Linked DNA regions of Homo sapiens: region 2 is linked to region 1. Evidence: read pairs that join two places in POLR2A ChIA-PET (ENCODE). Cell type or tissue: MCF 10A. All regions are shown on one strand. Each heading gives the region's core, and the rest is flanking DNA. Links, peaks and the distances in the headings are about the cores only.

What was found. Peaks named below come from ENCODE experiments on the same cell type or tissue, not always from the same donor. Only the 100,000 strongest peaks of a DNase experiment are listed, where the experiment ranks them.
Region 2: POLR2A ChIA-PET joins it to region 1 with 5 read pairs; 2 of 35 experiments call an interaction of 5 or more read pairs at or near these places.

Annotation. Positions count from the first base shown.
Region 1 is chr2:215,877,848-215,883,231 of GRCh38, reverse strand. No RefSeq gene overlaps it. Among named protein-coding and RNA genes, the nearest start is that of LINC00607, 37 kb to the right of the region's middle. RefSeq lists an enhancer at 2,163-2,232. In MCF 10A, for the core only: no CTCF peak of the experiment used is centred there; no DNase peak of the experiment used is centred there.
Region 2 is chr2:215,439,497-215,444,880 of GRCh38, reverse strand. No RefSeq gene overlaps it. Among named protein-coding and RNA genes, the nearest start is that of FN1, 6.1 kb to the right of the region's middle. In MCF 10A, for the core only: no CTCF peak of the experiment used is centred there; a DNase peak (open chromatin) is centred at 3,170.

The sequences.
Region 1 (5,384 bases), core at 212-5,211:
GAAATAATTAGGGTTAGATTAGGTCATGAGGGTGGGGCCCTTGTGAGTGGTTTCTTAGGAGGAGGAAGAGAGAGCTCTCCCTCTCCAAGTGCAGGCAGCAAAGAAAGGCCATGTGGGAACACAATGAGAAGGTGGCCACCTGCAAGCCAGCAAGACAGTCCTCATAGAACCCAACCCTGCTGAAACGTTGATCTTGGACTTCCAGCCTCCAGAGCTGTGAGAAAATAAAAATTTCTATTGTTTAAGCCACCCAGTCTATGGTATTTTATTATGACAACTCATCAAGCAGACTAATACATGTTGTCAATAGTTTTGTGAAAAAAATCTTCTGGTTTAATGAGTGTGACTCAGTTCTCTGGGATTTGCTCAATCATGGATGAACTGGCAGCCTGATAAAACTCAGATCGTAGATTTGCCTATTCTGGACCTACATACAAATGACATCATACAGTATAGGGCCTTTCATGGCTGGCTTCTTTCATTGAGCATGTTTTTCAAGATCCATCCATGATGTAGCATGTATCAGGACTTCATTTTTTTAAAAATGTAATTTAATATAGTTAATTTTAAGTTGTGGGATACATGTGCAGGATGTGCAGGTTTGTTACATAGGTAAACGTGTGCCATGGTGGTCTGCTGCACCTGTAACCCATCACCTAGGTATTAAGCCCCCTATCTCAATAAAGCTGTTATTAAAAAAAAAAACAAACCCAGATAATCAGGTGGCAAAGTTAGGGACTAAGCAAACCAATGACAAATCCAATGAAAATATCACCAAGGGATAGATGTCCCACGAGGTCCATCCTGCACAGCCAGCCTGCGGCATGTGTGCACCGTTTCCATCTTGTTCTTGTCATAGTCTCTTTCTCTCTATCCCCTTGCCATGTTGTAAACTACAACAAAATTTGGGGAAGGGAGGACATAAAATTGAAACACATGAAATAGAAACAACACAAAGCTAAATATAATTGATGATAATTTTACTCTTCTGCTTAACACTTCTCAGCACCCTACGTAAGAGTTTCATAAGAAATTCCCACCCCCCCGCACCTCTCCTGACTCCTGTAAAAAAAAAAAAAAAAGAAGGAAAAAAAAGAGTTTCATCAAAGTTATTTTCATATGAGAGGGCAGAGAATATGGCAAGAACTGACCAAATCAATCAGGAAATCTATTTGAAACCTTATTTTTTATTTAAAAAACTGTGGAAATTTTGTATTCTACTGCAGAATACTGCCATGTTGTTTTAATCTTAAAAAAAAGTCCTTCTCTTCTAATCTTTATGTAAAATTTATGTTTCAAAAAGATGAGCCTCATTTATTTGCATTTTTTTCTTTAAGTCCTGGCCTACCACATTTACTGCAGTGGGTAGATGTGAACTCGTTGACAAGCAGGAGCTTCTACAATGAAAGCCAAGCTCTGCAGCATGGCATATAAAGCCCTGAGTCATCTCTCTTTTCTTTTTTTGAAGTTCCATACTCCAGATTCACTGGAGTTTTTGGCACAGTTTCTATTATTCCTTAGGCCTTACATGCTATTCCCTTGGGCCGGGATGCATTTTTATTCCACCTGCTCTATCTCTGTACACCTATATATCTCCTACCCCTCCTCCAATTCCCAGCTCAGTGTCTTTTTCCTCTCTGAAGCACTTTCTTGAGTTTCCCAAGCAAAGATGATCATATTTTCTTTTGCGAAAGTATAAACTGGATATTCCAAAGCCCTCCAGTTTTCTGAGTATAATCCTTTCCTTTAGTAGCCAAATACATTGAATAGCTCCCCATCCCACATGCAGTACAAGATTCAGTGCCCTTTCCAGTATTTCCAAGGTTCTCAGGGAGGTTCATAATTTCCTGCCTTTTGAATTTTTCAACTATCCAGCTTGCTTCCCTGCTTCTCTGTGGGCAGGGACTAGCTTTTACTATAGTTCTCCAAAGCTTCACTAACAAAGACGTGCTGTGTGGCAGACATTTACTGAAGTTTTCAGAGGGGGATCACCAACCAAACAGAATATTAGAATAGCGAACAACCTATATTTAAATATTTGATGACTCATGGCCAGCCTCACGTGGGAGCCTTTCACAGGCAATCCATGCCCCCAGCTGTCACCTGCTGCTTGTTGCTGGGGCTTTTCTCCTCCTCTTCTTTGAGTCTTCAGGGCCCTTACAACCTCCAAAGCTTCCAGGGGCCAGTCCCACAGCCCTGCTTCTGTTATGTGGGGCAATTTGGCGCTTTCTTTGTGTTCTTTTTCATTTATGTAAGTTTAGAGGGGCCTCCCTTTTCATAACCAAAGAGGCTGTTCTAAACAAAAAATAACAATTTTCTTCCTAACAGCAATTCTTTAACATCCTAGAGCAACAGACTTAAACTTCAGTTAGCTCCTTGTGGTGGTTGCCAGATGCACTGCCCAGGTCCCACTGCAGGAGTGAAGGATATATTTTCTCAGCTGCTGGGAGTGGTAGAAACCTCTCAGCTGCCAATCCCCTTCAGGAATTGCCTTAGCTGAAGAGATCAGTCTTGCTCAAGGCCATTTAGCCTTCCTGGGGTAGCCTCTATCCAACTACCAGTCGCAACGCTTCCTGGCCCAAACTCAAGTGATTCTGCAGGGGCCATCCCAGCCACAGAGCTGCCCATGGGGTTGGCAGAAGGCTTTGCTGAGGCTCCACCCAGCTCATCTTTTCTTTCTTCCCCATCTGTCTTCCTCAGGGATGGAGCCTAAGAATACTCTACTCCCTGATAACCTCCTTCATGCTAATCACTGCAGTCTGCTTCTTGGGAAACAAAACTTGTGACACTCTGCTTCACACATTGTTTATCCTATCTAAGCTTGCGGTTTTGTTTGTTTGTAAAATGAGAATCCTAATAGTATCCCCCACATAGAATTGGGATGCGTATTATAATAGATGAAACACTTAAAGTGCTTAGCTGAATGCTAGGTACATTAAAATATAGTAAGTAAGCCTTACCTACCGTGATTACTGTGGACAGGTTCTGGTCCGTGGCCTGTTAGGAACTGGGCTGCACAGCAGGAAGTGAGCAGTGGGTGAGTGAGCGAAGCTTCATCTGTATTTACAGCCGCTCCCCATCACTCACATTCCTGCCTCAGCTCTGCCTCCTGTCAGATCAGTGGGGGCAATTAGATTCTCATGGGAACATGAACCCTATTGTGAACTGTGCATGTGAGGGATCTAGGTTATGAACTCCTTATGATAATCTAATGCCTGATGATCTGTCACTGTCTCCCATTGCCCCCAGATGGGACCATCTAGTTGCAGGAAAACAAGCTCAGGGCTCCCACTGATTCTACATTATGGTGAGTTGTATAATTATTTCATTATATATTACAATGTAATGGTAATAGAAATAAAGTGCACAATAAATGTAATGCGCTTGAATCATACCCAAAATGTCCCCTCCACCATCTGTGGAAAAATAGTCTTCCATGAAACTGGTCCCTGGTACCAAAAAGTTGAGGACAGCTGTTCTAGGGTATTCAGTGAGGAGGAGCTTAAACTTCCTCTTTTTGTTTTTTTTGAGAAACAATTGATAAATGTGACTTGAAATTTGCTGGGGCAGGGGTAGACACTTTAAGGAGGCTGGAGTCCTTCTGGGAAGAAAGGGATCAAGACTTTGTATTTTCCTCCCAAGATTCCACGTTGGTTTTATGTATCTGTTGACTGAAGTGTGCTGACAAAGCCTAGAGCACAGAAGAGTAATAAGGTGTCTGAGATAAAAACCATCATGGCCCAGTCATTGTCAAAAACAAACACACAAACAAGCATTTCCAGACTCACTCTGGGCTGCTGCTGGTGGTGGTGGAAAAGTCCCAGATGAGAAGTTCTGCAGAAAAATGAACCCCATTATTACATTTCATCCATCAATAGAACTGTTTGCATCTTTCATTTATGGAACCAAAGAAAATTTGTTTATCAGCCCGATTCCATTATGTCTGTCAATCCAATTTAGTTATGTATGAGAAGCATAGTAAAAAGTTACGGCAAAGAACACAAAAAGGGGGAATATGAGTTTTTGTGTATCTCCTGAGTATCATTTCTCTTGCTATTGAAGCAGGTAGTGCAAGCACATGATATGATTTTGAAATTGTTTTCTGAGCTTATAACCTTGCAGCTTTTCTACCCCATGAGGGACCCGGTCCTTTCTTATAAAAACCTGGTTTCAGAGGAGTCTAAAATGAAACAACTGACTCATATACTCAGATAAAGAGGTAAATTGATAACCTTGTATCTGAGTTACTTCCCTCAGATAGTTTCATTTTAAATGTGGACAAGGCCATGATAATTAAAGCCAAAATAGGTGGTATTAGCTTGGTGCAAAAGTAATTGCGATTTTTGCCCTTACTTTCAATGGCAAAAACCGCAATTACTTTTGCACCAAATTAATAATTATGAATACAAGTACCCTACCTACTCTCTGAACCAGAATTCCCAGACACTGAGAGTTTCTCCCTATACCTAAAGGAGAGGAATGAAGACACGGAGGCACCAAGAAGAATCTGAACAAACAGGCCTTGCTAAATTCCTCCCCTTAGAAATAAAATGCTAAGTCATTTCACAAGTATGTAGTAACTTATGTTTACAGCAAATAGTGGGTACCATGGATATTTCCAAAAAGAGAAATGAGTGCTTGTATTAGTTATCTATTGTTGTGTAATGTAGGAGAGAAGAGGTTTCTTTTCTCACCCATTGCAAAGTTTATGGCTGACACCCCTATAACAAAAAACAGATTAATAAGAGAAAGGCGTACAACCTAGTGCTGACCCTCCCTGCAAGTTCAGCTGAAGCAGAACGTGGCTTTAGTCAGAAGAAACAGACCAAGTCACATATGCATGCTGAAATCAAGGCTGAAAGTATGATGGATGTCCTGATCTTTCAGTTGAATTCTCCAGACATTAATAATTTTGACCCTAGGAAAGGTATCCATTTATGGAATACAAGAACACTATCTTCAACTGGTAACACAAGACCTAATTCAGATTGCTCGTTAAACTCAGAAAGCCATTGTGAAAGTGATTAGTAATATGACAAATGTTGACGTTGTTGCATGGTAAAAATAAAATAAATGGTTTACAGAAACCTGAAAAAAAGAGAAAAGCATACAGGCTTAATTACATAAGTTTTATATGATACAAGCGACTTTAGAAATGTAGACCCAAAGAAACAGGGAAATCTGTGTATTTTTACGGAGAGTTGTATGACTGGAGGGCAAAAGTGTGAGACTGAATGGTAATAAACTTGAGGGACAGGGAACTTAGCATGACCTGTTTATTGAGATTCTTCTCGGCACCTCTGTGTCTTCATTCCTTTCCTTTAGGTATAGGGAGGACCTCTCTGGAATGAGGGTCTTATGAACTACTTTAGAAAAAGGTCAGA
Region 2 (5,384 bases), core at 385-5,384, 440 kb after region 1:
TCTCAACAACAACAATAATAATAATAGTAATAATAAGTAATTGTTAAGTAGAAAAATCTATAGAATACTATCAGTTTCAATGCATTCCAGAAACAGTTGTGTTCCCTAATATCACATTTTATTCTATGAATAAAGATATGACAGATTTTTGTTTGGTTTTGACAGAAAGTCTCTATAAGGCATAAGTGATACTAGTCTACCAGGTCTGTCCAAGGTTTTCTTTCTTGAGAAGGAATTTGTGTACACTAATATTGTGAACACCTAGGAATTTACCACATGCTGAACTAGAGCGGATCTGAATAAGCTTTCCTCGACTTTACATGCTCTCAGCTAGATTATTTCATATCTAAAATGAATTTAAAGGCAAAACTTACATTTTTACATGTGTGAAAAATATATAAAAACCTTTAGCTTTTACATATATTGCATTTGTAGATTTAAGAAGCACTTTAAAAGATGAATCTCTTTCTGATGTGCCCCGATCTCAACTTCTTTGCGTGAACCAAATTACCTGGACAAAATCAAATTATTTCCAAGACAGTTAAGACGTCGACATGACCATGCGTGGTGGCTCACACCTGTAATCCCAGCACTTTGGGAGGCCAAGGCAGGAGGATCACTCAAGCCCGGAAATTTGAGACCATCCTGTGCAACATGGCAAAACCCCATCTCTACAAAAAATACCAAAACTTTGCCGGGCATGGTGGTGTACACCTCCTATAATCCCACCTACTCCGGAGGCTGAGGTAGGAGGATTGCCTGAGCCTGAGAGGTGGAGTTTGCAGTGAGCCAAGATCTTGCCACTGCACTACAATCTGGGCGACAAAGTGAGACCCTGTCTAAAATATCATAAATTTAAATATAAAATTCTGGTTTCTTTTCTCCGTCATTGTATGATGACTATGTCATTTGCTTCTATCATCTGAGCGTTTTACTTTGGGAAAGATAGAGTGTTAAAAGCGCATGCATTCAGTAGAGAGAAAAAAATAAGACCATGTAAGTCATGGGAAATACAAAGAAATCACAGCATGATTAATACTAGTTGCTAAGTTTGGAAAAGAATTCGTGTGTCCTAAGTCTATTCTGCTATAATTTAAGACTTAAAACTATGGGGTGGACTGCTCATGTCATCATTGGATGGTTAGAATCTGGATCGTCGCTGGGCATGGTGGCTCATGCCTGTAATCCCAGCACCTTGGGAGGCCGAGGCGGGTGAATCACCTGAGGTCAGGTGTTCAAGACCAGCCTGGTTAAAGTGGTGAAACCTCATCTCTACTAAAAATACAAAAATTAGCTAGTCGTGGTGGCGCATACCTGTAAGGCTGAGGCAGGAGAATCGCTTGAACCCGGGAGGTGGAAGTTGCAGTGAGCCAAGTCACGCCGTTGCACTCCAGCCTGGGGAACAAGAGGGAAACTCCATCTTAAAAAAAAGAAAAAAAAAGAATCTGGATCCCCGGGGTTTTAGCAGAAAATGGAATTAAAATGATTTCCATCGGGAGAATTTTGTGAAAGCACTGTTACCCCAGTGTGGGCATGACCAAGGAATAAAAAAGGGATGCTGAGGTTCCCAGGGACTAGCAATGTAGGCAGTTTGTCACTCCTACGGCTGCCATCATGGGGAAGGAGCCAGCGATAGCTGGAGCCTTGGAGGACCAAAGCCTGGGGAGGACTGCTGTCCTAGAGCAATGTTTCTCCCTTTTTCTTTTATGTATTAATGCCCTACCTTATACAACCCTCCAGGAAAGAAATGAAATTTAAAGTCTATCTAATATGATAAATTCATGGCCAGGCATGGTGGCTCATGCCTGTAATCCCAGCTCTTTGGGAGGCCGAGGCGGGCGGATCACCTGAGGTCAGGAGTTCAAGACCAGCCTGGCTAACATAATGAAACCCCGTCTCTATTAAAAATACAAAAATTAGCCCAGCATGGTGGCTCATGTATGTAGTTCCAGCTACTTGGGAAGCTGAGGCAGGAGAATCGCTTGAACCCGGGAGGCAGAGGTTGCAGTGAGCCAAAATCTTGTCCCTGCACTCCAGCCTGGGTGACAGAGCAAGATTCTGTCAAAAAAAAAAAAAAAAAAGTGTTAAATTCACAACTAAGGAATAAAATTTTTATTAGGTAGGGTTGAAATTTTTTAACCACTCCCCTTCTACCCCAAGAACCCACTTTTACCCTCTTGGGGCACTGTTGCCCCATTGATAATGCAGGTCCTAGGGAAAGGCAGCTGCCACTAGAACTCTGGCACTGAAGCCAGAACAAGGAGGGAGTGGGCAGGAACAACTCTCATCTCCGTCCTCTGTCCTCCAGCAAACAGAGGAAGCAGCCCCGCAGTTCACAGGGTCAGGCCCAGGGCCCAGAAGCAAGGCAGAACGATCTAGAGGAAGATAAAAAGTAACTGCCTGAGAGTGTTTCCAACGTTCTTTTAACATATAGGGCAAAGTCTCTTTGGGGAAAGCCATGTATGTCTTCGGTAAGAGCAAGAATTTTGTGTCAGGAGGACCGTGATTTCAATTTCAGCTCTGTCCCTTTCTTACAGCATAAGCTCTAGGACCATCTTTCAGCTCCGAGCTTCAGAGAGTAAAATGGCACTATTGATATCTACTTCTGGCAGTAGCTTTGAAGATAAAATAAAATAGCATATGCAGAGCACTTAGCACTGTGCCTGGCTGGATAGTCACTGAATGTGAATCTCAGAGTGTTTGTCATCTGCCCTTCTCTCCTTCCATTCATTCATTTGACATTTGCCAAGTACTTATCCAAGGGTGCCTGGTACCTAGTGCTGGGCATACAGAGGAAACAAGACAGAGCCTCTGCCCCCAGCAAACTTCCAGCCCAGTGGAGAGTCGATGGTAACAATCTTCCACATTTGATTCAAAATGCTGAAACACAGCCAGGCTGTTTGAAGGAAATTGGTTCCCAGAAGAATGGCCTTGGCTACAACAGATGGAAACTGGTAGCGTGTCAGTTGGCAGAGTCCTGTGTGACATCTTTTGATAAATTAATCTCATGTGAAAGAAGTCACCCACAAAATTCTTTAGCCAGTTGTCTTGCCCATACCTTTGGTTCTGAGGGAGACCATTATGTAATCACTTGACTAATCACCTGGTATTGACAGTGACACAACTTGACGCCACAATTTCTACAAGGCTTGTGATTGAGAAAACTTCATTCTTTGTCAATTATCAACAAACTTCTCAGACATTATACTCATGCGAGCTGCCTTCAGGGCATTTTCTTTTTCCTTTTCACATCTGTGCTTAATGAGTAGCATTTTTGCACATTGTTTTTCTAAGCTTTATATCCTCATCTGTAAGAGGAGAGGATGATAGTGCTTACCTTAAAAGTTTGTTGATGGTTAGATGAAAAAAATTCATATGAAACACTTAGTACTGGATCTGGTTTAGAGTGTTTAATAAAATGTAGCTATTTATTTCTATCTAGGTGCTGAAATCTTTGTGACTTCGTGACTACTTAAATGTGCATGCATGTAAGCAGTGCCTTAGTTTTCTTTTTTTTTTTTTTTTTTTTTTTTTTTTTTTTAGGCAGAGTCTCGCTCTGTCACCCAGGCTGGAGTGCAGCGGGGCCATCTCGGATCACTGCAAGCTCCGCCTCCCGGGTTCACGCCATTCTCCTGCCTCAGCCTCCTGAGTAGCTGGGACTACAGGCGCCTGCCACCATGCCTGGCTAATTTTTTTTTTTTTTTTTGTATTTTTTTAGTAGAGACGGGGTTTCACCATGTTAGCCAGGATGGTCTCGATCTCCTGACCTCGTGATCCGCCCGCCTCGGTCTCCCAAAGTGCTGGGATTACAGGCATGAACCACCACGCCCGGCCAGCAGTGCCTTAGTTTTTAATGTTTAAAATAGTAATGATTTTAAATGTCCATTTTATCTCAGTAAAATGGTCATACTTAATGAAAGAATATATCAAACTTATCTAGAAAATAGTTCAATATAAATTTACAATAACATGTATATGGCATCTTTACAATTCGATTGAATGTATTCTTAATTTATTTTAACTAATTAATTCACTAATTAGACAGGTAGGCATAAATATTGACAGCTCATATCAAAATAGTCTATTGTTGGCATAAATTGTTATTTACTAGATAATGTTTGTGGTTATTTTTAAGCATTTGGCTCAACTAACTTTTGTGATTAGCTGCATATGAGATGTTTAAAGTATGTTAATGCAAAAAGGATAGAAAATAATTTAAATATGGCAAAACTTCTATTTTTTTTTAAATTCAGCCTTTCAACAACAACAAAAAACTCTTTAATGCCAGCAACATGAAATAACATACAAAATTAAAATTTTTACAAGAAGCTGCTACTTTGCTTGGAAAGATGAAATGTTCTCCAAGACAGTTTTGGTTACATGTTCCAGCTACACAGTAGTTAGTTCCCATTTTACTGGATAAGTTAAACACCTTTGCCATGCCTGTTGGGAGTTACATCACTCTAATGAGAAAAGAATATTCCTGTTAAGAAGCAAAAAGCATAGATTAAGGCTTTTAAAAAGTGCTGATTAAAAAATAAAGTCACTTAAAATGTAAACAAAATGCCTATTAAGCGAAAACTGGTTAGCTTTCATGGCATAATTTAAAGCCCTTATCCAGTATTTTCTCCCTGGTTGCAGGCACCCTGTCAATTCTTGACAAACTTTTCAGACATTCTACTTACGAGGGCTGCCCGCAGGGAAGTTTATTTTTAACTTCTCACACCTGTGGTTAATGAGTAACATTTTTGTAAACGTGGCCATTTTCAAGGAAGAAGGGAAGCATTTTATGCCAAAAAAAAAAAAAAAATTCAAAATAAGAAAAAAAAAAAACTACCCTAATTTATCTCCCTCTAATCTACCTATAGAAGAAGATGAAATGAAAGTTCGAGCTCTCCAGAGTCAATGGCCTCCTCTCTAGCAGAACTGGAAGAAATTAATAACAGGATAAAAGCCAAAGGTTTCAGGAAAAACAGCCCATCAATTAAATGTTACACCTAAATGTAACATTTGAAATGTAACATCTAAATGTGACATATTTAAATGTAACCTTTAACATTTAACATTTCAATGTTAAATGTTAAATTTTTGAGACAGGATCTTGCTCTGTCATCTAGGCTGGGTCTGGAGTGCAGTGGTGTGATCACAGCTCCCTGCAGCTTTGATCTCTCGATCTTCTGGGCTCCAGTCATCCCCCAGGACTCATGTCAGACTCCTGAATAGCTGGGACGAGAGGTGCCTGTCACCATATCTGGTTATTATTATCATTATTATTAAGAGTGTCTCACTATATTGCCCAGGCTGGACTTGAACTCCTGGGCTTAAGTGACCCTTCCACACTGGCCTCCCAAAGTGCTGGGATTACAGGAATGAATCACCACACC